Linked DNA regions of Homo sapiens: region 1 is linked to region 2. A link is an interaction called in ENCODE POLR2A ChIA-PET data of the cell type or tissue named here. Cell type or tissue: GM12878. All regions are shown on one strand. Links, peaks and the distances in the headings refer to the core of each region. The heading gives the core; the rest is flanking DNA.

Region 1 (15,390 bases), core at 5,217-13,216, 250 kb before region 2:
ATTGGGTGGACATGCCCTTTCACCTCATTGTGTCTGACCTATCACTTAATTAATCTCTCCCAGAGCAGAGCTGTTGACAATACCAAAGATAAGCAGTATTTTGAACAAAGCAGGAAGCTTTTAAAAGAACAAGCCACAGTGAGGTTTGAGGCTCTTAAAAATGTGTAAATCATCAGCATTAGGATGTAAGGTACCTTTATAACGTAGCTGAAGCTCAGAGATGATCCCACCTTTGCCAGAAACTTTCTGTGCCTTTCTTTAGCCATGGATGTCTTTAGACATTCATATTCTGCCTCTCCCCTCTGCTGCTGGTTCCCTTTCTCCTGTCTTTCCCTTTCTCTGGATTCATACTCTCCATGGCTACTTTCCTGAAAATTGTTCTCTGCTTTCCAGCCTTGCCTTTGGCTCTTCACATCCTTTTTTTAGTGTTAGGGCTGTCGAGGTAGTCAGCTTCTAAGGCTTTGGGGGACAAACTATCGACTGCATCTGCTGGTACCTATGAAGGAGGACATTTGTGCTGCAGGCACCTTGGTGACATACAGGGAATAGTTCATTAATTAAAAGACTTGCTAATTGCTGCTTGAATTACTGTACAGAAGGAATGAAATGAGTTTGTAAAAGATGACGATTTGGAGAATGCATTTTTTTTTGTTTAAAATATTTTTATAAACAGCTCCTAGAAAATGTGTTGCTTTTGCTGTTGACTCTATCGTCAACAATTCAACTGAGCTTCAATTAATGATAATATATGGTCTGGGATCCTTCGCTGGGCCCGACTGATGGAAGAGCTTTGTTGAATTTGGTGCAGGTGGCACTGTTTAATAAGCACAGGAAAGAGTGAATAATGTAGTGCTTGCAAAGAGAAGTAAATGCAAAATAGATCGCTCTAATTATGGCAGCCCCCAGAAATGGAGATGCAAGCTGAAATGGCCAAGTAGCTGGGAAATTCTAAATAGTGTCGATTGTCCCCTGCCTTTTTACTTTCGAGGGCTGACATGGTAGCTTAAAAGTAAATTTGGGTGAGCTCATCTCACTCAACACAAACAGAAATTCAAAACCTGAGTCTGATGACCTATCAATGTTTGCCTTCACTGTCTAGAATCCATTACCAGATAGTAAAACTCAGCACTAAAACAGGGCCATCTGAACATTTCTTCCTGCAAGAGATCGGCACAAGCTCTTTACAACTAGCATTTGTATTTTATTGCAAAGTGCCAGGAGATTTTGTTTTTGTTTTTGTTTTGTTTTGTTTGAATTTCTTTATGCTTGAGAAAATTAGCCTATAGGAAATCAAAGTGTGAATACTTAAGCAAACAGAATTTCTCATATACCTGCAAGGGCTTGTAGTGATTTTCATTCATGCAAAGATAATCAATGGGACATTAGTTGTTTTAATTAATGGAAGAATAAAAATGTTGGGGAGGGGTGCCAAGGGACTGGGCTTCAGCTGAAGCATGTGTGGGAAATGACTCATTCCTCACCTAAAGAGACAATGCCAACTTCCCAAAAGCAGGAGAGATTTGCTAATCAAACCAGTGGAAAGTTGGACTTGGGTGTGGGAGGGGTCCTGTTGAAAGTGTAGGGGGAGATATGGTGGTCACACTGGGCATTTTTCCTCCCCTGCAACCTCAGTGTTCCCCTTGGAAAACTAACACATCCTACATCATCTTCTAGGAGAGGAATTGTCTTACTTCCTAGGAAGTTGCACTTTGTGCTGGGAGCCTAGCATGCTTTGTGATGGTAAAATAGTGCCAGTGGCTGGGAAGCTCAAATCAACATTCTTTAGCCTGGACTAAAGAGAGGCTGGGGCTGAATGGGTGTGCTAGACATGGGGTGATCTGTAAAGCGTGGCTCCAGCAAGTGGGTAGAGACCCTCGTCCTCTGATTGAGAACCCAAGGAGGAGCCAAGTCCAGCATCTTTAGCTAAAAACTCCTTTTTTGTTATGTAGAAATGTTTACCAAACCCAACTCCAGTCAGTGCTGGCTGGGCACTCCAGTCGATTGGTGTTAGCGTATGGGAAGCTCATAAAAGCTTTATGGGGAAACCTGTGCTTAGAAATGGAGTTTAGAGGTGTCCTGCTGTCAGAGAAGGATGGCAGAGATGCCTTTGAATGAAGAAGGCTGTGATAGGAAAAATTTTTAGTCTCAAGTGCATGGAAATATGAGTTGTCAGACAGTCAAGGGTTCATCTGCTTCCTCCTCTTCCCCCGTCCCCACTTTTTCCATACAAAATCTTTTGGATTCTCCTCTAAGCAAAATGTGGTTTCCTATGTGAGGAAATTTGTTGCTAGTTTTTCTTGTGCTTCAACCTGAAAGGCTGGCAGAGCAACCAGGTTAGCAAAATGGCCCTACTAGTACTGGATATCATTCTGGGCTAGATTAAAAAGAAATGATTGTCAATAAATGACTGTAGTTATACCAGTTGGGGAAAAAATGGCATCTTTTTGCAACATTTACCTTTTTTGGTTTTGCTTCCAGGGAAATTTACATCATTGCATGGAAATTAGCCGTGAGGGGATGCAATTAGCTATAGTGTATTTTGTTATAATTGTTCTTTCAGAAAAATCTGATCTGACAGATTTATATTGTTGACAATGTGATTTAAGCAGGACCTAGATACATACTTTCTGCACCCTAATCAATAATGGTAAATCCTTTTGCTGAGGTGAACAATCTCTGACCTAGTATTCATATTTCTTTTACCAATTCCCTGTAATAAAATTGAACATTTTGTCACCACTTTGAGAAACACTGCCAAACACCTTAAAACACATGTCACATGCCAGCAGCCCCTCATTTCCCTCCTCCGGGAGTTTCTACATCTGGAATCATAATCACAGATAAAAACCTTGACAAAATTGCATCTGAGCACATTCCTCTCCGCAGCCTTTACTTTCTCATAACATTTAATACAATATTAATACCTGCTACTGAAAAGCAGGAGGGAGGAAAAGGGCTGCCAACCTCCACGTTTCCTGATGCATCATGTTCAAACCTGAAATTCACACTTCGTGTTTCATTTTAAGTTCAGTGCATTTAACAGGGCCCTAGAGAGAGAGCCCTGGTTAGTTCCCCAACCTGCTCAGCTGACGCCCAGGGAGGCGGTTTCAGAATTGTTCAGATCGCTGCAGGGAGAAGAGGAGGAGGAATTGGGCTTCTCTCTGCCTGCAACAGGCCAAGCCACTTATCTATTCTAATGTCACAGACACGGGGTTCCTCTTCGGAAACAACTAAGGCTCCACTAATTTTTATTGTCGATAGCGGTGATAAGCAGATTTTCTGTGTAGTGTGACCAAGGCAATGAGCTGATTTCGTAAAGAAAGAGATAGCTATGCCTGAACTGATTTACTGCTGACTGACAGCCTCTCGCATCAATATAAAACACTCCCTGCTTTGCTGAATGAGGCCCACAAGCCTGGGAAAGGTGTGTGTGTGTGGGTCCTCATTGAAGATACAGAGCTTTTCTGCTCTCCCTGTGACTCAGCCTCACCCCACCCTTTCTTGGAGATAACCCTAACCCTGCATTCCTGTGCAGTGGCAAGGAATCACCCTTCCTCTGCCTTACAAACAGGAGACAGAGGTTAGAGAGAAGGGGAAAGTGCAGGAAGCATATCCCACTGGGGGTTTCCTGGGGGCATGCATGCTACTCTGGAGATGGACTTTTGCATGTTGGTGGCTTTGTTCAGTCCCTGCCACTCTAACCAGAATTGGGATTGTGACAGTCCAGGAGTGTCCCCTCCCTTTACAAAATGTAAACCTCCAGGATTCTGGAAGGTTTAAATTGGTAACATCTCTAACAGCAGCCTCAGTGCAGAGGGGACACACACACACACACACACACACACACACTTCCCTGAGCATTCCCACTTTGGTAAGGAAGGAGTATAATTTGCTGAATGGTGCAAGCAAGCCAGGAGGACAGAAGATGTTACACTTTACTCAGGGAACAGAGGCGGGCAACTGGCCCTGTGACTGCAGCCAACAGCTTTAAGAACACAGTCCTTTCTGCTTCAAGGTTAGGGAGACGTTCTCGCCTCTTTCTTCTTTGCAGTTATTATTCAAGAGGCTTCCCCCGACCCCAGTCCCCAGCACCATCCTCAGAGCTTCAGACCATACATTGACAGTGAGCAAAGGGGGCCCCAGGCAGGCGGGTCTGGGGCCAAGGAGGGCGGCTCCCCTGCGCGGATCCTTCCCTGGTGGCTCCCAAATCCGGCGTTTTCTCTGCCGCCTCTCCCTCGGGGGAGACTCGGAAAGGCTGCAAAAATCTGGGCGCCCGTTCGCTCGCTTGTCAAGAAGCAAACTGTCTTCACATTCTCCAAGAGCAACATCCCTGCCTAGGAAGAGGAAGGAAGAGGCAAAATAAATAAAACCAGTTAATGTTGTAGTTAACTTGCAAATCAAGTAAATCTGTTGGTGCCGTATTTGAGAAATAAACCATCACAGCGTCACAGCAAACACACACTTCTGAACGTCTTCATTTTGATTTAATGGTATATCAGCGTCAACTATCGCTTCCTCTGCTGGTACACACGGCCTGATGCCGCGGGAGGAGGGTGCCCATGTTTATCACCGAGTGAGATGACTAATTACACCTTGTCAATCACCGGCTATGAAGACATAAAACCAGCGCGCACAATGAAGTAGTTGCCTGCAGCGTCAATTAGTTGGCGATTCTGAGGTTATTGCGTGGCCCTGCTTTGGCCGCCTCTAATAACGGGACAGAGCGCCGGGCACCGCGCACTGATCAATCACCCTCCTTCCGCGGCCGCCCGGCTCCCTCCCCTCTCCCCCGCCGGGTCTGGCCTCACTTTCTCCGGGCGGCTTGCGCTTCCTCCCTCCGCGGCCCCGGCTCCGTGGCGCCGGCAGCCCCGGGAGCCCCGGGAAGTTTGCGCGCGGCAGCTCCGCAGCCGGCAGCCGGGAGCCCCGCAGCCTTCGGGGAGCGCCGGGGCTGGTGGCCCCTTTGTTGGAGGAGGCGTGGAGGGAGCGCTTTTGTTCTGAGTTAGTCACGGTGGCCGGCTGGAGGCTGCTACCTCATTATGCGCCGGGTCTGCTTGTCTGCGAGGAAGCAGATGGTGGGGAGGTAGGCAGCGGCGAGAGTGGCCAGACCTGAATTCCGTTCACCTGTCACCTCCCACAAAAGGCAGGTTCGGGGGACTTAGGCATTCGTTGCCACTTTCTGGGGGAGGGGGAGGTCGAGGGGCCGCCGTTTCCGGCGCCTGCGAAGGTTCCGTACCTGTCGGTGCCCGCTCCCCCCACCCCTTGCCTTTCCCTTGGCTGCAGCTTCTCGCACCGCGTAAATGTCACTCACGTGTCAGGATGTGTGTTTACAGCCTGTTCCTCTGCTTGTTTAGTCTCGGCGGACAGGGCTCAGCGGTTGCGCGACGTTCCCCGCCGCTGGGGGAGATTAGCAAAGTTACCCGCCTCTGGACCCCGGGGCCTGGGCCCCTAGATCCCGCCCCGCGGCGGGAGATGCGTTTGAGCCTTTTACAGACGGAGCGCGTCCCAGCCTGACGCAGAGGGATGAATAGACAAGCGCACCGGGCGGGAATCCCGACTGCCTGTGTATCTGGGGTCGGCCCAGCGTTGGACGTGGGCTGCTGGTCCGAGAGGTGGCGACGGAATCGCGTGCCTATATGTATGGGGGAGTGGAAAGTCGCAGGGTGTGTTTCCACGTTTCTTGAGCAGCCCGCGGCAAGAGTTGCTGAGTACCCCACCCCCCGCCCCCAGATCCTAAGGCAGCCCCTCGAGCTTTCCAAACGTATTGTATCCAGCCCTCCCGAGAGTGGAGTTGCACCAAGGACAAACACTCTAGCGTCATTACAAATTTTTTCTGCCCCTTGGGCGACCTCCAGATGAACCCTGGTGACTCTCAGATTGGATTTTCATTCCTTACTTTCTTTGAAAGAAAGTGCCCCAGATGCGTCAATAAAACATGCCTATGTATTCGTGTAGGCGTCCGCATGCCTGCGCGCCGGCCGTGTGCAGGCGCCGAAGCACACGTCTGTGTGAACACACGGGCACGCGCGTCTTTGGGTTTAGTGGTCCTTCCCTCGCGTTGGGGCATCTGTACACATGCAGAATATACACATATGATTGTAACTTCAAGTTTTTTCAATTATGCAAAACGACCTCGTAGGAGCACTTGCAGTGATTTAAGTAGAATCGCCTGAGCACGCAAGTGCAGGTATAACGTGCAATTTACCATTTTGCAGTTGCATCCTTCTTCCCAGCTCTAGACACTTACACCTGATGCGCATGTGTAAGACCCTAGCTCTTCAGTGGTGCTGGCTGTGATTTTGCCAACAGAGATAAAATTCGTGCTGGCTGTGTTATTGCCAACAGAGATGAACATGTGTATTTGCACACATGAACACAAGTTCATGTGCTTGGGCATTACACGCATACATATATTTGTGCACACATATATTTGTGTGTGAAAGTTACTTACACACGTGAAAAACATGATTTCATGCCTCAACTCTGTACCCTGTGAGGTAAACCGCAGGTCCTGACTATCCCCTTACCTGTCCTGGCAAACAAGTCATTTCAGACTGACACCCGCCTTGTCCCTATTAGACGGAGCCAAACCTGCCTCCGAAGCAGACCCAGATGGGACTCTGTAACCGAAGTGCTTATTCAGTTTTTGTCTACAATCATTTTATTTCCTAAATCCCTCCCCCACCAGACACCTGGGTATTTCCCTCCAGTCCCCAGGAGACTCTAGGGTGAGCCTGAAACCTGGAGGCTGGGGGTAGCAGTTGGGATTTACCCAGCACGCTACTTTGTTGGCCCCTGGGGAGGTGGTGCAGCCAGGCGGGTAAGGAGGACTCGCGCCATCAGCGGGGTCTGAGACATGGTGTGCCCAGTGGGCAGAGAATAGGCCTGTGGTTTTTAAGAACCTCACTGATATCGAATGTGTCTTGGAGTGAGAAAGTTTTTAATGGAAAAGGAGCAAGAGAGAGTAATGAAATAATTTGCTAAGTGCCTACTATGTTCCAGGCATTTTACATCCACAGTCTCTTTCAATCAACACGTCCATGCGGAGGAGAGCTTCTTGTCGCCCATTATAAAGGTCAGAAACAGGCTAAGGGAGGATAAGTCACTGCCTAAGGTTACAGTGCATGTAAATGGCAGAGCTAGGATTCGAACCCTGGCCTTTCTGAGTTCCTAAAGCCATGCTCGCCCCCACTCTTCCAGGCTGGGGAGAGACCGGGAAGAGCGAGAAGCTACACGCTGGGCTGCAGATTGGGCCCTAGCGGGCTTGGAGCGTGGATATGCTGGCTGGCCCCCCTCCCCGGGAGTCACAGCTCTCGCCGGTCTCGCCACTCAGGCTCTGCCGGGTACCCAGGAGGCTTGCACGGCCGCCTGCAGCCCGCTGTGCAGAGCCCGGGCCGAAGGCGGAGCTCGATGGGAAACGGCCGGCCGAAGGCTCTTGCAACTCTGCCACAGGCCTGCCTTCCCGGGCCTCCCAGGCGGGTGCCTGAGGCCGCGGCTCCAGGCCGAGGGGAGACCGCAGTGAGACGAGCATCCCCTTGCTGCGCCTTCTTAGGATAGAGGGTTTAATTTTCCTTTCTGAAGATATCGCAGGAAGCTGTTCGTATCTTAAAAACTCCAAACCCCGCGCTCTCCCTCCTCCCTGCCTCCCCCCCACCCCCGCCCTCCAGCCTCGCCCACCAGCTCCCACCATCTCGACTCTCCTCTGCTCCTCTTGCCTCTCCCCTCCCTCTTGGGTCTCCCGCCTTCCCGGAGCACGCGCTGCCAGGGCCTGGGGCGCCGAGCGGCCAATGGCACGGCGGCAGGACGTGATGTCAGGCGCGGCTGTAGAAAAGGCGCGGAGGCTTGCGCTGGCGCGGACTGCAGAGCCGGGGCTGGGCTAGGCGCGCGCTTGGAGAGCATTGCGCGCGGCTGGGCCCGCGGCCGGCGGCTCCTCCTCCCACTCTGCTCCTCCTCTTTTTTCTCCTCCTCCACCTCCTCCTCCGCCTCCTCCTCCTCCTCTTCCTCCTCCTCTTCAATTCTCCCGGTGGCTCGACTCGGCTCGCAGGCTTCGGAGAAACCCCTACTCCAGTCGCCGACTCAGCGCCCAAGAGGGTCGCCTTGGGCTGGGGGCGCACCCCAGGGAGGGGAGGGGTCCAGGCAGCTGGGCCGCCGCGGACACCTAGCGGCTTCAGGGTGAACCCCGACCGCAGCCGTCGCCGCCTCGGGCAGAGTTTGCGCCCTTGCTTTGCGCCCCGGGCGCTGAAGCCGGGCGGGCGATGCCCGCGGCGTGAAAGCGCCCGCGGCGGGCGCCGACCTCTGTCCTAGTCTCCTGCTCCCCCCGCCCCGCTTGTCCCGTGCCCTTGTGACCCTGGCTTTGGCGCCGTCGCCCAGGCGCCCCGCAATGTAGCTGCCCCTGCGCCTCGGCGGGAGGCGTCCTGCCCCGCGAGCGCCCGGGGCCCGGAGCCCGGCCTGGGGGCTCAGCCGAGCTCGGGCGGGGCCGGGGCCGCGGTGGCGATGCACCGGGCCCGTTAGCGCCAGGAGCGCCAGGCAGCTGAGGCGGGGGGCAAGCCCTCCCTCGGAGGAGCCGCGCCCCCGGCCCCGCCGGTCCCGCCGCGATGCTGTTCCACAGTCTGTCGGGCCCCGAGGTGCACGGGGTCATCGACGAGATGGACCGCAGGGCCAAGAGCGAGGCTCCCGCCATCAGCTCCGCCATCGACCGCGGCGACACCGAGACGGTAGGCGCGCGGCTGTGGGGTCGGGGCTGAGAGCTGGGATGGGGCCGGGCCAGTCAGCGCCTCTGCTCCCCGAAGTTTGGGGAGCGTCCTTCGTGCCGCACGGGACTGGGTGCTGGGGATCCTCGGTCAGAATGCAAGGCCGGTGGCTCCCGGTTCGGGGGAAACCCGGCTGCTGGGACGCAGAAGGGAAACAAGGTTGAAACCGAAATCTCGGCCCTGGGGGTAGAGGAGAGCGTTTCTTCCGAACTGGAAGCGAAGTCCCATCCGCGGCCCGGGGCGGCTCCCTTCTCACCTTGCCCGGTGCCGGGGTCGACAGCCCCGCGCTCTCCTCCACCTCTCGGCTCCGGTTGCTGGCGGCGCCGCGAGCGGCGCCAGGGAAGGGCGAACCAGCTGGGAGCATTGGGGCTCCAGCCGGCTTGGGCCGCTCCCAGCTTTCCGGCAATCGGGGATCCTCCTCAACCCCCAGCGCAGTTTCAGAGGCCGAAGTCTTCGGGGCCAACATTTGTCGTTGATCGCGTCCCCAGACCCTTGACTGGTCAGACTTAGCCAGGCCAGGGCTGGGAGTTCAGGCTCCGGCCTGGCCCTCGCCGAAGGAGACTCCATTTGGATCTCTACACCTGGCTCCGCGGGCCCAGCCCCAAATAGCCAGTTCCTCGCCTCAGGCCTCCCTGGGGGCCAGACGAGCAGACACTGCCCGACCAGCGGGCCCAGAAGTGACCTTTAGGAGGCCGCGGAGGTGGGGAGCACGGGAGAAGCTTCTCTGCTCCGGGAGCAGGAGCAGCGGCGCCAGTGTCCTCCCGGCCTCTGAGCGCTTCTTCGGTTAGACCTTCTCTGCTGGTCAGTTTGGATAGGGAAGTATTTGGGTTGAACCTGTCCTTCACCCACGGACTTTGAGGGTGTCCCTGCACCCCACTTACCTCATCCCCGGACCCAAGAGGGCCCCAGCCCGTGTGGCAGAGGAGCCAGAAGTTGGCTGACTTGTCCTGGCCTTAACCTCTGGTCTAAGGATCCAGGGATCACTGGAGCTGGGGCCCAGGAACTCCGCTGTCTCTCCAAAGAGGATTCTGTGTGGAGGGTGACTTAATGGTCACCTTATCCCCCGGGTGGCTCATTTAAGAAGCAGTTTAGGGAAAGCTCTTGGAGGGCTTGACTGGAGTAGCTGTCCTGGTCCCTAAACACAGCCCGAGCATTTTGGGGGAAAGGACAGGGAGGACTGGAAGGAAGAGAGGTAAGCACCAGAGCCATTTAGGCCAGGAGCCCGGCCTGGGCCCGTGGCTGGCGAGGGCTGCGCAGGCAGGCCTGGGTTCTGAACCGCCCAGAAATGGAAATGGGCCTTTTGGGGTGGGGGGAAGCGCGCCGCATGTCCTGGCAGCCCCCTCCGCGTTCAGGGTAGCCAAGGCCACAGAGGGAGTTGTGGGTGCCGGTTTCCCGGCGGCGGAGGGGCCGCTGGCTGACGCAGGCGCTGCTGTCTTCCGCCTCCCTCCCTTCGCAGACCATGCCGTCCATCAGCAGTGACCGCGCCGCGCTGTGCGCCGGCTGCGGGGGCAAGATCTCGGACCGCTACTACCTGCTGGCGGTGGACAAGCAGTGGCACATGCGCTGCCTCAAGTGCTGCGAGTGCAAGCTCAACCTGGAGTCGGAGCTCACCTGTTTCAGCAAGGACGGTAGCATCTACTGCAAGGAAGACTACTACAGGTAGCCCCCCCACCCAACTGCCCCTCAGGACCCCTCCCCCCAATCTCAGGCACAGTCTTACAGTTTGGCCCTCTCCTTTCCGTTTAGTCCCAGGAGAGGGTTCACTACTCAGGACTCCCCCGCTCCCCCCCCAAGTTCTCCAAGCCACCACAAGTTGGGTGATAACCTTTTAAAGCAGCAATTTGGGGAGCTCTTGGAAAGGTCTACGAAGTAGGAGAACCAGAAAAAAAGCAGAAGCTGCCCTCCTGCTCGGAGCTTAGACCACAAAAAAGCTTGAGTTGGGATCCTTGCTCCCCTCTCTCTTTGAAGTTTCTTGAGTTAATCCGAGGTTATAGAAACAGGCACCCCCAAACCTAGGCAGCCCAAGCTGGAGTGAAACACAGCTGGAAAGAGAGCTGTGGGAGTGGGTGCATTTCCAGGTCTTTTGAGAAAATGGGAATGAAAGGTGGCCAAGATCAAAGAACCAGAATCACTAGTAGACTCCAAGTTCTCTGTTTCTCCTTCTCCCCAGTTTTAGGATTAGGGTCTATGTATATTCTCTCTGTCTCTGTCTCTACGTCTGTGTCTCTCTCTCTTTCCCTGTCTCTGTGTTTCTTCCAAATTATAAAAGTCAGTAGGATTCCCAGGCGCTGGTTTGGAGGGAGGAGTAAAGGTTGAGGAGGGGGTAAGTGGTAAGTGTCTCCCTCCACTCCCAGGTAAAGGCTTTCCTAGGGCTTGCGGAGACTCTGGGTGAAGTAGAAGTCTCTGTAGGCATAAGTGTGTTAAGGGAAACTATTTTAGGACAGGACCAGGCCTGGGTCAAAATCTAGTTCTCTCTCCCCCCCATCCTCCAAATAAAGGCCGGGTTGTTCGTCTTGAGGAGGGGATTGCCCCCCGCAGCAGCAGCGGCACCTGGAGGAGGAAAAGGGGGGTACCCAACCGTGTGTTCCCACAGCCCCTCCCTCCATGGTCCCTACAGGCGCTTCTCTGTGCAGCGCTGCGCCCGCTGCCACCTGGGCATCTCGGCCTCGGAGATGGTGATGCGCGCTCGGGACTTGGTTTATCACCTCAACTGCTTCACGTGCACCACGTGTAACAAGATGCTGACCACGGGCGACCACTTCGGCATGAAGGACAGCCTGGTCTACTGCCGCTTGCACTTCGAGGCGCTGCTGCAGGGCGAGTACCCCGCACACTTCAACCATGCCGACGTGGCAGCGGCGGCCGCTGCAGCCGCGGCGGCCAAGAGCGCGGGGCTGGGCGCAGCAGGGGCCAACCCTCTGGGTCTTCCCTACTACAATGGCGTGGGCACTGTGCAGAAGGGGCGGCCGAGGAAACGTAAGAGCCCGGGCCCCGGTGCGGATCTGGCGGCCTACAACGCTGGTGAGTGCGCGGCGCACGAAGCGCCCCCATAGGGTTGGGGGAAAGTGTGCGGCCTCGACGGCCGGGAGCTGGATTGAATCTCTGTGTGCTGGGCAAATAGCGAGCCTTAAGCACCGGACGGCCTCGCAGAAGGGACATTAGCCCCCTGGGCTTCCAGACTGTGCGTCCTCGGCTGGAGCGGGAGGAGAGGGTGCAGTGGTCCCTTGCTGCTCCGGGTGCAGGGCCTTGTCTCTGATAAATTGTTTTTTTGGAGATGGCTTTTTGGTTTGGGCCTTTGCCCCACTTTGCTAGGCAGGAAGTGGCAGGGATGGAGAAAGCAAGGCGGCGCTGACGCCAAACAGGTTTTGGGTTGGCGCGGCTGAGGGCCGGGAACTGGGGCAGCGAAGGAACGAGGCAGGGCGGCGAGGGTCCCAAGAGAAAGGGCTGGCTGTGGCCCGGGGCGCCGAGCTCGGCCTGGAGTGCGGCCTGACCTCGTGAAATGTCCCAAGGGCGGCAGGCTTGGGGAACTCGGGCTTGGGGAACTCAGGAAAGCAAAGGCTGCGGTTCCTTTTGCTCGGCCCGATCCTCCTTTAAAGACAGGTCTCAGTTTTCCCGGACTTTTTCCTCCGAGTTTCCTGGCGCCTGCTGGGGTGAGGGCCGTGACCCTCGGAAGCGAGCCCCCCGGGCGGGGACGAGACCGGAGCAGGCCTGGCCTCGCGCCGGGGTGGGGTGGGGTGGGGTGAGGTGGGGGGCTTGGTTCGGATTTCCGGCATCTTTGAACCCCAGGCCATTCCCGGAGAAGCTCTGCCCCCTCCCGCGCCCCTCCCTGCTCAGGACAGCTGCAGAGGTTCTGAGTTCCGGCAAATGAGCCGTCAACATCTGCCCGAAGTCTGCAAGGCCCGGAAAGGTTTATGACTCTCCGGGCTTCCGAACTAGAGTTTATGTGCAATTATTTTCTTTCTTTCGTTTGCAACAGAATTAGATTTGGAGATTTTGTGTTCTTCTTCCTTTTCCCTTTAGTCTAATGCACAAGCAGAAAAAAGCAAAAACAAAAACAAACCCAAGACTGTGCAGAGGGTGCTACGGCGGGAAGAAGTCAGTTATTTTCATCTTAAAGAATCTGAGTTGAATAGAGAGGGAAATGAGGGGCGGGTGTTCGCTCCAACGAAATCGCTTGGAGGATCATGGGGCGTGTGTCCCTGTGTGCGGAACTGGGAGGAAAACGCAGCCCCCAGTTTGGTAAATGGTGAAGCAGCGGTAGGCCGGTCGGTGGCGCGGATTTAAGATTTGCTGAAGGCACTACCACAGATGTAGCTCTCTGGAACTTCCATCCCTCCTCTCCTACCACCCCCCAAAAAAAGACAAAACCGAGTTCAGACCGGCTCCCCCAACACCAAGCCGCTTCTATTTATCAAGTGGGTCAACTTCCACTCGGAAGCACCTCGCGGGGCTCGGCTCCAGGGCACCTGGTGGCTGGGGAGCTGTATTGTTTTCCTGGGCACGGAGGTTCGGCGCCGGTTTTAGGATTGTGCAAAAAGAGAGTAGAAGGTACAGAGATTTATTTCTGCTTTTTGCTGTTCAGCCGCCGTTTGCCCCAGCGAGGTGGGCTGGAGGCTGAATTTCAAGCCTTGTTTAACCTCTACAAGAGACACCCTCCATTCAGCCATCTCACTTTCTCTCTGGCCTCCCTCTCTCTTTTTTTCCTTTCCGTTCTCTCCGTCCTTTCTCTCTATCTCTGTCTCTGTGTGTGTCGTGTTTGTTCCCGTGCCCTCCTCTCCGACCTTGGCCGGGGCTCCTAGTCCTGAGAGAAACGGCGTTCGGTGCGCCGGCGGTGGCTATGCGGCTGGCTCTTTCGGGGCTCCCGGGACTAGGTTGGGGAAAGAGGGCATCTCCCCGGCCTCTCGGGGCCCAGCCCAGTCTTCCTAGATCTGGCGTCCGCCCTTCCCTCCCCTCCCGCACTGGCAGGAGAGAAATGGCCGCAGTGTGGGCCGCGGGGCAGCTAGGACTGGAAAGCGGGGACCCTGGAGGGTGCGATCGCGGACGGGGTGTGCGGGCGCGGGTCGTGTGCGTGTGCGTGCAGGGTTCCGACCACGGGGACACGAGCTTGTTTGTGGCAGTGTCCCACATCCTGTGGCCCAGCCACGACGACCCCTTGCAAAGCCTCTTGCTCTGGGGACAGTCCCTCCGAGGCGCGGCGGCACCTTACTGAAGGGCGGCGAGCTGGGGGCCGAGTGGGGAGGGGGCGCCGTCGGGGCGCCGGGCGCTGGGCTTACAGCAGAGCCGCGGGCCGCGGGGTCGGAAAGTCCTTCCGGGGCGGGGCCGCAGCGGCCTCTTCCCGCAGCCCCTCGGGCCCGGGCCCCGGTGGAACGGAAACCTCCCCCTACCCCGGGAGGGGCTGCCAGCGGGCTGGGGGTGCGAAAACGGCGGCAGGAGCGGGCGAGGGGCCCGGGCCGCGCACTTTGCGCCTGGGTTTGCGCGCCGCGGCCGCGGGAGTCCCGCGCGGACCGGCCGGACGCCCGGCCTCCCCCAGCCCCAGCTTTTTGTGTGTGTGTGCCTGGCGGCGTAATTACTGATTTGATTCCAATCCATTATTTAGACAATTGAACCTACAATCTCGTCTTTAGTAAAATGAGGCGAAGTCAGATTTGATTACAGGTTCAGTCCCAGCGACAAGAGCTCGAAACCCGATGGGTTAATAACAGATCACGAGTAAATTATTCATGATTTTACGAGCTCTTTAGCTCCATTGAATCGGCCTAATTGAGAGGAAAAAAAAAAAAAAGGAGAGAGAAAGCCCGGGTCCTCCCCCTCCCCTCGGCCCCTCGCTCCTCCCCGGATCCGATCCTGGGGAATCTCGACCCGCCCCCGGGCACTGGGGGCGGGAGTGAGGGGGTTCGGGGCGCCGGCCAAACCTGGGCCCCACGGCTGCCTCCCCCGCCGCCGCCCCCTGCCCTTGCCTCTGGCCGGCCTCGGCCTCGCTACTTAGGGCCGGCTCCTTTCCCTTTTTCTCCACTCCCCTTCTTTCCCCTTTTCTCTACTCCCCCGCCAATAACGGCTTCGGAAAAGGCCTCCCCCGCAGGGACCGGGTCTCCCGGAGCCCCGGGATTCAGCTCGGCCACCGGACCCTCGCCACAAGCTGCGCCTGTTTCCGGGACTCGCTTTCCCCTCCGCTCTCCCTATTTCTTGCTGTCTTTGTAGCTGTCTCTCTGTGGTTCTCCTGGCTCCTTCGCTTTCTTTTCCTCTGTCTGTCCTCTCTTTTTCCTGGCTCTGTCCATCTTCCGTCCCTACCCCCTCTCTCTTTCTCTCCCTCCATTCTGCCTTTCTGTGTTTGTCTTTTTCTCTCCTTTCTCTGCCCTTTCTGTCCCCCTCCCCCGCACTACTACCCCACCTAGGCGGCACTCAGGGCAGGTCCCTTGGGCCCATGGGGGCGCCGGGGTCCCCACGGAGCTCATTAACAGCAGCCAGGCCCAGGCGGGGGCTCGGTGGAGGGATGGGCCCAAAGATACCCCGTAGGGAGGCTGCCCCACCCCCAGTGGAGCTGGGGACTGGGGGAAAGAAAAGGGTTGCTCACCTCAGCGGGTTCCAAGCAGTTCTGGTGGATCAGGTTCAGAGGCATCCTCTGATCCCCTTTAAATTGCCGGAC
Region 2 (15,272 bases), core at 59-8,058:
CAAGCAAGGGAGTTGGAGGGTGGAGAGTGGAGGGACCTGGTGAATCATCCAAGATTAAATACGGGCAGGCACTGCCAGGCTTGTGTGGAGATGAGGCTGGGACACTGTTCGCAGGAAGAGTCCGGTGTTCTGGCCCCCTGATGTCACCTTCACGGGCCTGACTCACAGTCCTAAATATCTGACAGCGAGATCGCTTGTAGGTAGGCTTCTTGTCACTTGTCATTTAAGTCCCCTGCCTGCCTTTTTTCCCTGCTCATTTCCATTTCGATCACGGCTTCTACTACATGTGCTTGAAATGAATGTTGTGTGTGAGGACCTGTGTGGTTTGGGCCATGTTGTGCCCCCCTGCCAGTGTCCTTCGGTGTTGAAAGGAAAAGGTATTTCTCTCCCTTCCATGTATGTTCTGCAAATTGACGAACATTTGCAAATTGCTTTGAGATGCGTTAATTTAAGGTGTGAAATAATAGATCTTGTGCGAAGGCTCAGCCACATTTCTGGCATTGATGGATTTTTCTCCCGTCTGGCCTGTGATTTGGGGAGGTAAAAATAGTCCTTTTTTCCACATTTTTATCTTTTTTTTTTTTTGCTGACATCATTCTTAGGAAGTGGTGTGCACATGCCGTGGAACTTTACATGGAACATGGAGCTCTGGGGAGCAGGAGTGCTCTTGGAGTGAGGGGTGGTCTGCGGTGGCCCAGGCACCCCCTGGCTGTCCGTGAAATGGCTTTGAAATGAGCAGGCACTGTTGAGGGCCTCAGTGGCTTTTTGGTATTTGGCTGTCTTTTCACTTATGACTCTTGGGTAATGGCAAGATAACTTTTGGGGAAAATGTTAGTTTAAAAAGAAAAAAAATCAGGCCAGCACTTTCACTCATTCCTGTCTGAGCTGGTCCCTTCCTTTGGCCAAAGCTGAACTAAACCAATGGCCTTCTCAGACTCGACTTCCAGACAGAGGAGCCGACATTGGGGCAAATCAGTTGGTGGTGTAATTTCCTGTGATGTTAACTTTGGGAACTTGAACTTGGAGTGGGAGCTAGCATTTTGACATGTGTCCCTCTAACAGGACTTGCTTGTGTGGAAACAGACCCCCACATACATGGCTGCGCCATTGTCTCCAATTCTGGATTTTTCCACAGATGACTTCTCGGGTGATCTGGTGGTAAAGGCACAGGTCTTCTAGCCAGGCCTTCTTGGCCTCCAGCAAGGGCAGGATCACAGCACCCCACCAGACCTGACTGGCCACCACCGCTGTAGCTGTGGCTGGGCGAGTGGGGGGGCCATGGGAATTGAAAGATGGGGTGGCCGAGATCTGAAATGCATTCAGTTGCAGTGGCCTGGATCTGCACGGAGCCGTTCTTTCTTTCTCTTAGACATCTGCATGGTGGTGACCTCATAGAATTCTAAGAAAAAAGGGGCTTTATGTAGGAATTCCATAGAGTGTGAAGGAATTTGGACAGGGGAAGGGGGAGGGAAGTTGCCATTCAGAGCCTGCAGTGCCTGCATTTTCCCCGAATTGTTTAACCCTCATGCTTCAGAATTAGGCTGAGGCTTGCGGGGTGGGTCATGTTGACCTGGGTGAACAGAGATCCCTTTAAGAAGAACTTCTCCATGTTCCAGAGGCGCGTTCTTACTGCAGGTGAGTGGCAGTATGGGAATTAGTCCACAGGCCCCTTCTCGAATGCCTGCCCTCTCTTGTTCCTTGTCCTCAACGTCTTTGAAACTTGGGCTTGTTGGGAAGACACCTGCAAAAGGATGGATGCACATGACCTTCAGCTCTAATGAATCAAGCTGCTGATGAGGAATTCACTGGGCTCCCAATCCAGAGAGCTTCGCACACACCCACTGGGGTTGAGACGAGCACTGGGTTTATTTATTGTGGACTTTTGGAGTCTGAAGGACTCTTGCCACCCATCTGTTTCACGGAACAGAACCTGAGGCTCAGAGGGAGCAAGGCGCTCCCCCACAGCCGCATTGAGAGCCTGAGCCTGGGCACCCGATGGAGTGAATGAGGCTGGAGTCCCAGACCTGCCTCTCATGAGCACGTCGCCCACTGAGCCTCAGCGTCATCATCTGGAAAACAGGGATAATATTATGACCTCAGAAGCTTCGGGGGAGGAAGTAAGTGAAATAATGCATTTCAGATGCTCAGCGCCTTTTAAGTGCTTGATGCTCATTCCCCAAGATTACATGAGAGACATGGAAAATCTTTAATGACCAAGGACCCACCCAGGGTCACTCAGCCGGGACCCTTGGTCCGTGGCCCAGAGTGTCTCCAGTGCCCCTGCATTGAGGCCCTAAACAAGGCCAGAAGCAGGTGCCGGGGACCCCTCTGGATTCCACCAGAGCACCTTCCTAGGATCATGGCTCCCAAAACGGAAGGGAAGGAGACAGCGCAGTTTGCAAAGAGGCAGGATTTAAGCACCAGGGTGGCCCTGTGGCGCCTCAGGAAAATGTTTGCCTGTCAGTATCTGCTCTCGTTCCCACCTGTCCCCACAAAGCGAGGCCATAAGTCCTCGGCGTGGCATTGGAGGGTCTCTGAAGGCCCTGAGAGCTGTGTCAGCCACGGTGTGTTATGAAGCAAGGCAGATGTTTTGTTAATTATTTACACAGCGTCGGCCCCGCAGAGGACTGCGCTGACAGGAGCGGCTGTCACAGGCCTGGCCGTGGGGCAGAAGTGAGCAGCCGTCTTCCCCTGGCAGTCCTCCTGAAAAGGTCTGCATGGCAAGGCCTGAGGGAGTCCTGCACATTTTATGCCCCCGCCCCCCAAAGCCATTTGGGTTTCCCTTAAACTGGCTTGTTTTCCTGAGCCGGTGGAGAGATCCTTGTCCTCCGGAAGTGGCTATCGCTCTGGGGCGGCTTCTCTGCCAGCTCGTCACACCCTAGACCCAGCTGTAGTCTGTGTGGTGGGAGAGGGTGTCACCAGGCTCTGGAGGTCCACTCCTCTGTAGTCACCTCATGCAAGGAGGGCTTCACAGGGGCCCAGCCTCTACTCCCTCATCCGGAAAACGGGCCAGTAACACCAGGCACCAGCCCCGTGATCCTCAGGCACCCTTGGGGGTGATCTGCCTTAGAAATTCAACTTTAGGATTAGAATTCTGCTAAGAGGTACCATGTGACAAAAAAGGTAGTGTAAAAATCACAAAGACCAGGACAGGCTCATGCCTATAATCCCAGCACTTTGAGAGGCCGAGGCGGGCAGATCACTTGAGGTCAGGAGTTTGAGACCAGCCCAGCCAACATGGCAAAACCCCATCGCTACTAAAAATACGAAAAATTAGCTGGGCGTGGTGGTGGACACCTTTAATCCCAGCTACTCGGGAGCCTGAGGAGCCTGAGGCGTGAGAATCACTTGAACCTGGGAGACAGAGGCTGCAGTGAGCTGAGATTGTGCCACTGCACTCCAGCCTAGGCAACAGAGCGAGACTCTGTATCAAAAAAAAAAAAAAAAAAAAAAAAAGAGTTCTGCAAAGAATGGCACCTGGCATCAGAGCTTTCCCTGAAAGGCCACTAAGGATGAGGAACGTGAGCTCCGGGGAGGCGAAGGGGGCAAAGCCACCTGCCTGTTGCCTGTTTTACATAAGGAGGTTTTGCATAGGAGTCATTTTAAGATACATGAAGTAGCCAGAATAGATAAATCCACATAGACCTAAAGCAGATTGGTGGTTTCCAGGGCCTTTGGGGAGGGGAGACTGGGGAGCGACTGATTAAGGGACATGGGTTTTTATTGGGGTGACGCAGACGTTTTGGAACCGGATGAAGGTGGTGGTTGCACAACATTGTGATTGTAATACATCCCATCCAGCGGTTTGCTTTAAAGTGGTTAAATATATCTGAGAAAAATGTTAAACATAAAAGTTTTGGCCAGGCACGGTGGCTCACGCCTGTAATCCCAGCACTTTGGGAGGCCGAGGCAGGCGGATCACGAGCTCAGGAGTTTGAGACCAGCCTGACCAATATGGTGAAACCCCATCTCTACTAAAAATACAAAAATTAGCTGGGCGTGGTGGCGTGTGCCTGTAATCCCAGCTACTCAGGAGGCTGAGGCAGGAGAATCACTTGAACCCAGGAGGCGGAGGTTGCAGTGAGCCGAGATGGCGCCACTGCACTCCAGCTTGGGCAATAGAGTGAGACTCCGTCTCAAAAAAAAAAAGACAAGTTTGTCTTGCTTTAAAAAAAAAAATACCTCTCCTTTTACAGATGGCGACACTGAGGCCCAGAGAGACATCATGACCAGCCTCAGGTCCCACATGCAGCCTGCTGCTCTGTAGCCTAAATCAGATCACTGTCCCAGCTTTCAGGTCAAGGCTCTGGTTGTGACACCTGGGCCTGGACTGCGGGTGAAAAGTTTTGATGCAAAAACACAGACCGTCCATTGTCCTATGGGCTAAGTGGACTCCCTTCTGCTAACCAGAGATGCTTGTGCTGGCTGGTGTGTGGCACGTTATCTCATTCTTTCATGACGTATGTCCGGATGGAAGTCCTGGGTCAGGCATTGTGCTGGGAGCCCACACGAAGACCCTCTAATGGCCCCACCCATTGGCCTCTCACCACCTGGTGGGGACAGAGGCTGTCACAACCCCTTCTTAGGTGCTCTTGATCAATTTGCAGGTGGCATTTTTTGGGATGTAGTCTCTGGGGAAGTAGGAGAGCTTCCGGCAGTGAGGGGTGTTTGAACCCACCTGGAGGGAGACGTGGGGTTTGCCAGAGGGCTGAGAGGGCTGGGGTGAAGGGCAGGTAGACCCCAAGGTGGAGAGGCAGGTGGGGCCGGTGGGTGAGAGGTGGGGCTGTGGAACTTCCTCCTGCTTCTTTGGCCTTTGCTCCTGTCGGTAGATGGCCTTACCAGGCACTTACTGTGGGCCATGTTCTAATCTAACCCTTAACCTGAGGGAACTCACTTCATCCTCCCAGTGATGCCGTGATGTGGGTATCGTTCTGCCCATTTTATAGATGAGGAAACAGAGACCCAGAGAGTCCAGGATCTGTGGTGCTTGACGAGCATCAGCCTGAGTGCTGTGAGGACACCCACAGCATGGGGGTCTGAGCTGAAAATTGGAGGACAGAGGCTGCCCTCCGGAAGTGACCAGGATGTGCCCTCAGGAAGTGACCAGCTGCCCAGCTCAGGACCTGTGTGAGGGCCCCCAGGCAGCTGGAAGGAACAGTGTGCACCCAGGTACCATGCCAGGGCCCCTGAGCATCCGTCTTGTCATCGCATAGTTGTAACCTGCCTCACAGACTGAACATGCACTCTAGAAGGGGATGGGACTTGGTCTGTGGACCACAACAGTGTTCTCCATGGCCAGCATTGTGCCTGACACATAGGAGGAGCTCAATTAATATTTGTTGAGTGAATGGGAAGTTTTAAGTAGGCACGCGGCCGGATCCTTGGAGAATGTTTATATGGAGTGAACGAATCTGTTAGCAAACGTTCCTCACTCCCCTCAGTGGGCTGTGCAGGGCTGTATTGAGCTGAGCTGGCCCTTCCCTGGGAGAAGAGGTTTCTTAGAGAAATGCTCATCCTCGAATTATTCCAATGAGGAGGAACCTAAGCCCAGAAGGGCTCTACCTCCCAGAGTTACAGGCTCTCCTTCCTATGCCCCTTCCCTGCCGAGGCAGCTCCCACATGTCTGCATAGGAGGGCTTTGGGTTGGAATGGGTCAGTGCTGTGTCTTAAAGCTGCATTTTCTACCAAGCACACACTTTGTTTAGAGGGCATATCTTTTGGGGTTGCTTTGAGGAAAGGCTAACCAAGCCACCTCTGAGCACAGACATGACTTTTTGGCAAATGAGCAGGACCCCAGATTACACCCCATCTTAGAAAGTAGGAAACCCAGCATTGAAAGAGGAAAGATTCTGCAGCTGATGTGGCCTTGGCGGGCCACCAGCGTGGGTGCCCAGATGGCAGGATCACTGGGCACCACATGGCACACAGAAGAGAGCAAAGGAGAGGGAGTCCGCCCCTGGGCTTGGCAGGTCCGGTCGAGTCCGCCTGGATTCAGTTACAACAGGACCTCGAGTGGGCACGGCGTGCCGGACTGAGTCAGTGTGTGTACATTTCCTTTGTTCGTCTCCTCCGGGAATGTAGTGGCCTTTTGTGTGTGTTTTAAATGCCAGCCTCCTTACCTAACCCAAGAGGAAATGAGGACTGGGTTTTTGTCTGTGCAGACGCTGGGACAAGTGTGGGAGCCGCCTGCTCTTGGAGCCAGCCTAGTGGTGACAGCGTGGCATTTGGAAAACATTCTGTGGTTTTCTCCAAGGGGTGATGGGCACACCAGGTGCTGGGCCGCCCCTGAGCTGGCCACTGGGACCCTGAAATGAGGAAGCCCTGTGACCAGGTTTCATGATGCCATTCAGCAAGGGACGGCTGAGCACCACATGCCTTCTTGGCCCCTGGGGAAACACACAGGAATCAGATGAGGTCCCTGCCCCGTCTTCCTGGGGAAACATGCAGAGAAAATACTTGTACTCTGAGCTAACACCTTTCACTCGCACAGACCTTTATGGTGTTCTGTGTCTTCAGACATTGATCACCTGTAGGTGAGACACATCATGGCCCCACTTTCCAAACTCCCAAACGGGCTGTGATCTGTAGAAGTATTTAGTGCCATTCAGGGACAGGAGAGATGGTTTGGAAGATGCTGTCTGCTGTGCGAAGTCTCTGGATGCTCAAATGGCTTATGGGGTGGCATCTTTGAAATTACCCAGTCCTGAAAATTTCAGGACATATGGTCACTGTGATGTGCTAATGTTAGCAATTGAGATATTTAATGACCCAGAAAAACCCCTTTTCCTACCCAGTGCAGGTTACTGGAGAGCCTTTATTTCTCAGGAGGAGGGTCTTACACAGTGTAATTTGGACCAGCAGATAGGGAGTCATTATCCCTCATTCATTTATTAGCTAATTAAGTGGTTTATCTGGTCACACATTTACTCCTTCAATTGCCATTCATCCAGCACTGTTTGCTGATGTACCTGGCCTGGTGCTGGGTACTGGGGGTGGAATGAAACAGAACAAATATGACTGAGTCCCTACTGTGTGCCAGCCCATAGGGTGTGCTGTGTGCCACAGGTGAATGCATTCACTTCCCAGTGGACATTTAACAACCACCTACTGTGTGCAGACTCATGGAGATGCAGAAATGCAAATGGCACAGTCCGTAGTGGTTTGGACACTTGTGGTGTTTTGATGGGGTCTTTAGTCCTGGCTCTCTCTCTGCTTGCTGTGATATACCCAGTCAGCCACTGTTCACAGGCCACGTGGTGACGTCCCCAGAATGAACCAGAAACAATCCAGATGCCCCAGGAACCGACGTGAGAACAAGGCATCCCCTTCACACGTTGTGTCTCAGTTCAGCGTCTTGCCACCACCCAGCATTTTGAGACAGAATGTGAGATCGCGTGGTTGGCTAAATACATAAATATTTTATGTCTCGATATTCTGAAAATGAAGCCCAAATGCACAGAACTGCAGCACATCAGTGCTATAGATCATATGTTATAATAATCTGATGACATGTTGTTTAAATATTTATGGACTGATGCGACATGACAATGGGGGAGAGAGGAGGCTCGGAGCAGAGTCTCGGCAGATGCGGGAAGGAGGGAGCAGATTCCTGTGATCCCGAGAAGCGTCACAGGACACCTGGGTTTCTGATGTGATGTTTTGGGGTTTTATGACAAAAACAGTGGCTGACATTTATTGAGCGCTTGCCGAGTGCTGTACCCTTCACTGATACCATGTCATTGAATCATCACAGCATTCCCAGATGGTGGGGCTCTTATTAACCCCAAGTTACAGAGGGGAAACTGAAGCCCAGGGCAAGTCAGTGGTCCACCCCAGACCCCACAGCTAGTGAGTGGCCCAGGAGCAAATCCAGGCTGACCCCATTCTGCATTCTAGCTCTTAATTACTGTGCCGTGCTACTCTAGGGGTGACAGGTCATATCTGAAAACCCCCCACCCCTGCCTGGGTGACCCCTTGCTTGGTGCTAACTGGACTTTTTTTTTTTTTGAGATGGAGTTTCACTCTTGTCACCCAGGCTGGAGTGCAATGGCACGATCTTGGCTTACCGCAACCTCTGCCTCCCGGGTTCAAGCAATTCTCCTGCCGCAGCCTCCCGAGTAGCTGGGATTACAGGCACCCACCACCACGCCCGGCTAATTTTTTTTTGTATTTTTAGTAGAGATGGGTTTCACCATGTTGGCCAGGCTGGTCTCGAGTGATCCGCCTGCCTCGGTGGACTTTCTAAATCACAGGAAAGGAAGGTGATGTCTGTAAAATGTCGGATGGGATTGGAAGGCACAAGGAATGAATAGCTTAGGAGGGGCAGGGAGTCGTGTGGAAGGGCCACTGCAGCCCGGTGCCTGGCACATAGTAGGTGCTCAGGAAATGTGGTTCTTGAGCCTCTGCCCTTCTCTTTGTTGTTGGTTTTGCAGAGTCATTAAGGGAGTTTACTGCAGACTGTCCCCCATATAAGTGTCCTGTGGCCCCTGAGCCTTTGCCTCAGCCTCTCTCTCTCCCTGCAGTGCCCTGGGAGGAATCAACTGACAGCCCTTTCAGTCTCCCACAGTCCAGCCAGTTAAATCAAGGTGTTCCCCTTTTATAGAGGAGTCTCCTAGAGCCAACCGCAGCATCCCTGCCTTTGGGAGCCACCTGGAATGTGCCAGCTGCAGTAGCCGTTCCTTCCACGCCCCCCCCCCATGCTGTCTGTGGGGCTTGCCACTGAGTGCTCCATCTCCCCATGTGCTCCATCCCCCGGCATCTGCTGCCATTGGTCCTGCCTGTTGCGTTACTTCTCTGTGCCCTGGAGCCCCTCAAGCACAGAGGCCTCGAAAGGTTGATCAGACATCCTCAGCACCTGGAGCGGGGCCTGGCACACAAGACGGCAATGAACGGCCAACCCTAGAAGTTCACCCCACAAGACCTGCAGGGCGGGGGCTGAGTGTCCAAGAAGCCTCTTGGGAAGGGATGGTCTTAGACCTAGTGGTGTCTTCCCATTCTGCAGAGGCCTAGGGATGTCCCCAGGTCCCCAGAGTGGGAGGGGAAGGGTCAGAAGTCCATGGAAATAAAACACAGGGCCAGCTACAAAATTTGTGGGGCCCAGTGCAAAATGAAGATGCAAGTTCCCTTGTTCAAAAAGCAGTAAAAAAAAAACACAAAAGTTTTTTCCTTTCCTTTGCAATCTCTTTCCATCTGTCATGATGTTTTTTGTTTGCTATTTAATGTCTCACTCCCTGGACACAAGATACTTTCAGGGTGAGTGCAGACCTCACAGGTGTGGGCACACCTGCCCCCGACCCTCCTGCCTGCATCCGGGCCCCTGCTGCAGGTAACGGGTGGCAGAGGTTGCTGGGTGCGGGAGCAGGCAGCTGAATACCCGTCCTGGGGAGGCAGCTGAGACTCTGTGCTGCCAGCATGTGCTCCATTATTCCACCAGACTCCACTTAACACAGATTCAAAGATGACATGAAGCATTTCAGGACAGTGAAAGCACAGCATGAAGCCCTACGCTTGGGGCTCCCTTCTTAGGGCAGGGCCAGGTCACCTGGACATGAAGCCAGCCTGATGGGAGGGGCCATAGCACCCACACACACATTTCACACAGAGCAAGGGCCTTATGTTGGTTCTCTCCACAGAGCTGGGGCCAGATCTGATTTGAAGGGAAAGTTCTGTGTTAAGCACTGTCTGCAGACTGCTGGCCCAGCAGGTTAGTCGGCCAGCCAGGGGCTCTCCCTCTTCATCCGGAGCCTCTGGTGCCAAAGACACACCATGGTCAGCCCTCCCTGACTTAATCTCTCACACCATTGCCAGAGATTGTTGCAGTAACAAACCCAACCCCTCTGACTTCCGCTCCTTGAGTGACAAGGGTCAGAAATCGAGTGGCGCGGTTGCCAACCTTCTCACTCAGGAACAACGCCAAACACGTGGTGCCCCAGAGATCAGAGAGGGTGAGGAGCTTGGATTCCACCAGCTGTCACGCTGTTCCCAGCCCCAAAATGGGGAGGCTCAGCACCCACAGGGAGTGACGTCTGGTTACTCTGAAAACATGGACAAGGAGGCTCAGGTGAGGGGTACTTACTTAGTACCCACTGTGCACCGGAGACCCGGCCAAGTACTTTCCGTGTGTTGCCTTCGTTAATCCTCGTGACAACTTTGAGCTGATCCTGTTTTTCAGATGAAGTTAACTGAGGCTCAGAGAATGAAGCTGCCAGTCCAAAGCCATAAACCACACACTTTGGAAACTGAGATTTGAACCCAGGCCCGGCTGGCCCCAGAGTTAGTGCTCTTTGCACACGAATCCCAGGCACACTGGCTGGCTGAGGTCCCTCCCTGGCTGGGCCTCTTGCCCCCACCGTCTGCTGCATCTGCATCTGCAGGACAGGGGCCAGACCTCAGCGCTGCTGCCTGTCCACTCCTGCCCCTGAGCAGTCCATCCTTGTTCTTGGCAGGGAGCAGATCTCAGGGCCACAGCTCCAGCTTTTCTCCTGCAAGGCCTGGCCAGCTCTGTGGCTGTACTTGTGCCCAGAGAGACAGGTGGCAGCGGCAGAGTTAGGCACACCTGGCCGTGAGCCACACCCACCTTGTGCTCCCCGTGTCTCCTGGGCTTGTTACCGCCCACTCAGGCCTCTGTTTTCCCATTTGTGGAGCAAGGGGTAATAGCAGATCCTGTCTCTGGGGCAGTTTTCCCAATCTATTGTGGTAAGGGTGTATAGTCCTCAGTTCCACGCCAGGCCCAGAAGAGGCCTTTGATACTCTGTGTTGATGGTAAACGACATGGTATGGGGTGAGCTCGGAGCTTGGTGGCCCCTGTGACGCTCTGGGGAGCGCTTCCCCAGGCCACAGGGCAGGCTCTCAGTCCAGAGCTGCCCTCCCTAAGGAATTCATCCCTTCCTTGTTTTCTTTGTTCATTCATTTCATCCCACAGATCCAGGCGCTCTGCTGAGATACAGTAATGAGCCCCAGGCATGAAGTCCCTGCCTGCACAGGGCTGGTGCTGTGGTTCCTAAACAAGAAACCGGTGCAGGGTTCCTGGCCAGGCAGTGCTGGGGAGAGGTAGCTGGGACAGCGTGGTGGCCCATGGCTGCCACAAAGAATGGAGTTCCTTCAATCTCTTTCTTCCATTAAAGGGCAATCCCTGGGGATTTAACATGCTGCCTTTCGTGTGAGGTCCCAGCACTCCCAGCGTCCTGGGAAGGCCTCATCGGGCTTTGCTTTGCTTCAAGGTGTCTTTGAGAAATCAGTTTTTCCAGTTGCAATGTGGGAGTTTTCCCCAGGCTCTCCTGAGACTCACAACCGCTCCCCCTAACGCTGCTGGTCATGGAGACCCACCTGGGCCAGGCCCTGGTCACATGTGATCGCATCGACCTCTCTTGGTGACCTTGAGAGTCAGGTCCTATTAATTCATTTTACAGATGAGGAAAGGGAGGCTGAGTGAGGCTGCATCATTTGCTGAGGAGCACAGTGTGCCCACTGCCAAGTCAGGATTTGAACCCACGCCCGTGGCTTCCAGACCACACTATCGGAACCACTCTGCCCTAGTGTGAATGGATGTTTTTTTAATTCTTGGCAGCAGAAAAACCAAAGATTCTGCTCAAAGCAGTAGACTCTCAGCGGCCCATGTGTCAGGGCTGTGCTGGGTGCTGCAGGAGAGCTCTGCAGAGAAGAATAGAGACAGACTGTTGGTGCTAAAATTGGCCTGAAAAATGACCATTTCCGCGTGAGCCAGGATTGCGTTGACTCCTTGCTCCAAGGCTGTGAGGTGTGTGGGGTTAGGTTCATGTGACAGATGAGGAAGTGGAGGCTCAGAGAGGCTGTGTGGCTTGCCAAGGTCACACAGCCCCGGGCGGCCTTATTCCACATCCACCTGCTCTGTCTGCCATCATCCATGGTGGTCTCCGGACTAGCTTTGGCCTCCCCAACATCCTGCATTTGGATAAACTGAGGCCTAAAGAACAATTCAGGGCTTGATCCCGAATGGGGGAGGGGACGGAACCCTTTGCATGCTTGTGGAAATGGACACTCATTCCACAGCGAAACTGCCTTCAAAATGCCACTGATTCTCAGGGCAGGAGAAGACTTAAGAAATGACAGCGGGCAGTCAGGGCACGTGTGTCTGTGACAGCAGAGGGGCCCGTATCCACCCTTCCTGGGACCGACAGCCAGGGTGATGGGGTTTTATAGCATCTGGAACAGGCAAGCCTTTTATAAGAAAATGTTTCCAAAGTTGTCCCGTCCCACCGTTGGCAAGCAGTCCTTAAACGGCAAAGAAACAGCCGTGCTCTGCATTCACGAAATGGTGAGCTGGCATTTAGGCCATTTATTTAAAGCGGGAGTTGAGGAGGCTAAAGACTTCAGTTCTGAGTGGCGGCTCGCAGCCTCACTGCAGCAGGGGAGCGTAATCTTCAGGGTTTTCTTCCCATTTACGGGTTTTTTTGTTGTTGTTGTATATTTGTAAAATGAGGCTTCTGCTGGCAAAAGCAGGTTTTAGCGAGTGCGGCGGCTCTTCCAGGACCTAATAAGGCCCCAACGGAGGGTGAATTCCAGCAACACTTTCCTTCCCCACATGGCCCCCCCATTCCGTCTTGCCTCATACACTTTGGGCACAGGGTACCATTCATCTTGCTTCCCATTAATGGAATTACCGCCATCACTTCTGTGGGATGAGATGGGCCCTTTGGAACTGTCTTGGGGACAGAGGCAGGATTGGCCGCCAGGCAGTTTTGCTTAGAGGGGAAGGGAAAGAAAGAGAGGGAGAGAAAACTCTTACAAATGGATGCTTCCTTGGGTGGTAAAGATCCTTGGCCATGGAGGACAGAGGCCGCAGGGCCCATCCAATCTGCTTCCTGCGCATGTCCCGTGTGAGCCTCGCTGTGGCAGGGCATGTGATGGCCCCAGTGGCAGATGTGAACGGGGCTTGACACCTGTGTACCACAGCCCCTTGACTTCAGAAGAAGGGAAGGAGGGACCCAGCATTTATGGGCTGCTGACAGATGCCTGGCACTGTGCTGGCCAAAATTTGGGAAGTGGTATCTCTGTCCTCATTTTTAGATGAAACAGCAGAGTCCCAGAGAGTGTAGACACTTGCTTTGAGTCACACAGCTCATGAGCAGTAGCACTGAAGTTTGAACCTCAGTCTGTCCATTTTCGTGGAGGACCAGCAGTGCCCCTCCTTGAGGCTCCAGAAGCAGCAGAGTGTGGACTCACAGTCCGGGTACCTGTCAGCAGCCTGTCCCAGCATCACCTCCCAATTCCCCAAGAAAGTGAGCAGACATCTGGAGGGTTTTTGCTTTCATGTAAGAATGCTGATCGAGGACAATGCTGAATATCATGTATTCCACCTGGACATCTGATAGAATTTCAGGGGTCTGGGATCCTGAGAATGAGGGAGGGAGGTTGGGAGCTGACCGGTCTGACGCACTGTGCTTGCCATTCTGCATGTCCATTTGTAGCAAGGCTGGCAATCATTGTCCTCTCCAGTGCCGGCTCTGATAGATTGATAGGGGCTGCCCGAGATGCCATGTTGAGAAGGCTTTGGAGACTGGCATTGATTAGCAATGTCTGCTGTGTGCACAGGAATGAAAAGATGGATGTGAAAAGGACCGACCTAACTTAGTACAATTCTTAACCTGAGCAGGGACCCCAGGGGCACGAGCTCTGCTTAGTTCTTGTGATTAGTTCATCGTGTGCCTCACCACACTTCCATCCCAGTAAACTCCAGGAGGGTGAGACTGTGCACAGCACACAGTGGGAATTCCACAGATAACAGAAGGAAGGATTGATGAAGGCTCTGCAGCCCCCAAAGAGCCAACAGTTGGAATCCTACAGTGAATGTTTTTAAAAACGTAATTTTAAACTTCTAGGGATGAGATGTAGGTGCCCACTTATTTAAACCAGGGCCATTTCATCCACGTCACTAACTTGCCGGATGTCTTTGAGTCATGGTTTCACCTGCCTGAGCCTCGGTTTCCTCATCTTCACTCCCAGCACTGTGGAGGGGTGACCTGGTTGATGACGGTCATGGAGCCCAGAACCCATGGGTAACGGGGTCAGCATTCAGAAGTGTCAGCTCCAGCTGCCTGCCCCCGCCTGCCGGGCCCTGTCCTCTGCCAGGCGGAGCTCCTGGTTCTCTGGGTCTGTAATGCTTTCCTTCTCACTTCTCAGACATCACTGCTTCTGGGGAGTCTCCTCTGACCTCAGCACACTGCTTAGAAACCCCTGCTTGGTGCCTCCATAGCCCCTTCTGCATCTTCCCCAACATGGCCCCCCACCCTGTGAGGCCCACTAATGGCCAGTCCCCTGCCCCAGGATCCCCTCCAGGGCTAGGACTGAGCCACTTTCCTCTGTGGTCCCAGTGCTCAGCCCAGGGCCTGGCCTGGCAAAGGCCTCGGTGACGGTAATGAGGGGAGGGAGCAATGCACCCTTCGTTTGTTCCTCAGGCCTGTGGCCATGGGGACAGCTGAGATGCTGAGACCACTGTGTCCAAAGCCCAGGCCTTTTCTGGGGACAGATAGGTCAGCGGGACGGATGGAACCAGCTCTGTGACTCACATACCCATTGTGCCTGCTGCGGTGATCCTTTAAACGACAGTTAGGTTTGATCCTGCGGGAGGTGGGTGTTTGGAAAGGTTTTGAGCAGGGGAGTGGCCCCCCTGAAGCAGAGTGTGGCCCGTGGAGGCTGGGGGGCTGGGAGGCGGCTGTGAACTTCAGGAGAGAGGAGGGGGAACGGGGCTGTCCTGGGGAGAGTGGGGAGAAGTGGGGAGCAGCCTGGAACAGTGCCGGGCACCTGGTGTCCACAGCCTGAGCTCCTACCTGGAGACCCCTGGATCAGGGAGTAAAGAATTCTGGGCTGCAAGTCAGAAGAAATGCTCCCCAGGGGCTTCAGTGGCTCCAGAGTCTCAGGAATCATCTCTGGATGGGTGACTGGGGCAAGGGTGGGCTGGGGCCCTGGTCTTAGTCTCCTCATCAGTCAAGGAGGGCAATGTGCTTTTTGCCCTTGACTCTCCTCTGACCCTGGCCCTTCATACCTGGATCTGGCTTGGGAGCAGGGTGAGGCCGAGGCCCACAGAAGCCATAGGGTCAGCCTAAGAGCAAGAGTGGAAAAAGAAAAATCATGAAGCAATAATGAGCCCGTGGTACATCGAAGGGGCCATTGAATCCCCGTGGACTCAGGACGACAGTGGCTGGAACAGTGGTTGTCTATGTGTGGCTGGAGTGTGTGCAGAGGGGCCAGTGCTTGAGCCTGAATCTTCACAGCCCCTCCTCCATACATGCAAATCC

The links. Peaks named below come from ENCODE experiments on the same cell type or tissue, not always from the same donor. Only the 100,000 strongest peaks of a DNase experiment are listed, where the experiment ranks them.
Region 1: POLR2A ChIA-PET joins it to region 2 with 5 read pairs; 2 of 35 experiments call an interaction of 5 or more read pairs at or near these places.

The regions. Positions count from the first base shown.
Region 1 is chr9:124,003,758-124,019,147 of GRCh38, forward strand. LHX2 (LIM homeobox 2) reads left to right here and starts at 8,011. Exons shown (of 5, transcript NM_004789.4): 1 at 8,011-8,711; 2 at 10,204-10,406; 3 at 11,365-11,768. The coding sequence starts at 8,592. It overlaps LHX2-AS1 (LHX2 antisense RNA 1), which reads right to left and starts at 5,639. Exons shown (of 2, transcript NR_135129.1): 1 at 5,309-5,639; 2 at 2,520-4,334. RefSeq lists enhancers at 1,069-1,826, 3,646-4,357, 4,358-5,068, 8,923-9,495, 9,496-10,068 and a silencer at 7,935-7,984. In GM12878, for the core only: a CTCF peak has its summit at 11,299 (motif pointing left); no DNase peak of the experiment used is centred there; H3K4me3 peaks cover 2,171 bases.
Region 2 is chr9:124,261,384-124,276,655 of GRCh38, forward strand. The region is part of intron 1 of NEK6 (NIMA related kinase 6); the gene reads left to right. LOC124902268 (a long non-coding RNA gene) reads left to right here and starts at 1,642. Exons shown (of 2, transcript XR_007061765.1): 1 at 1,642-2,117; 2 at 8,523-9,157. RefSeq lists enhancers at 2,570-3,183, 2,615-2,704 and a silencer at 3,685-3,744. In GM12878, for the core only: a CTCF peak has its summit at 6,235; a DNase peak (open chromatin) is centred at 3,648; H3K4me3 peaks cover 6,299 bases; H3K27ac peaks cover 6,943 bases.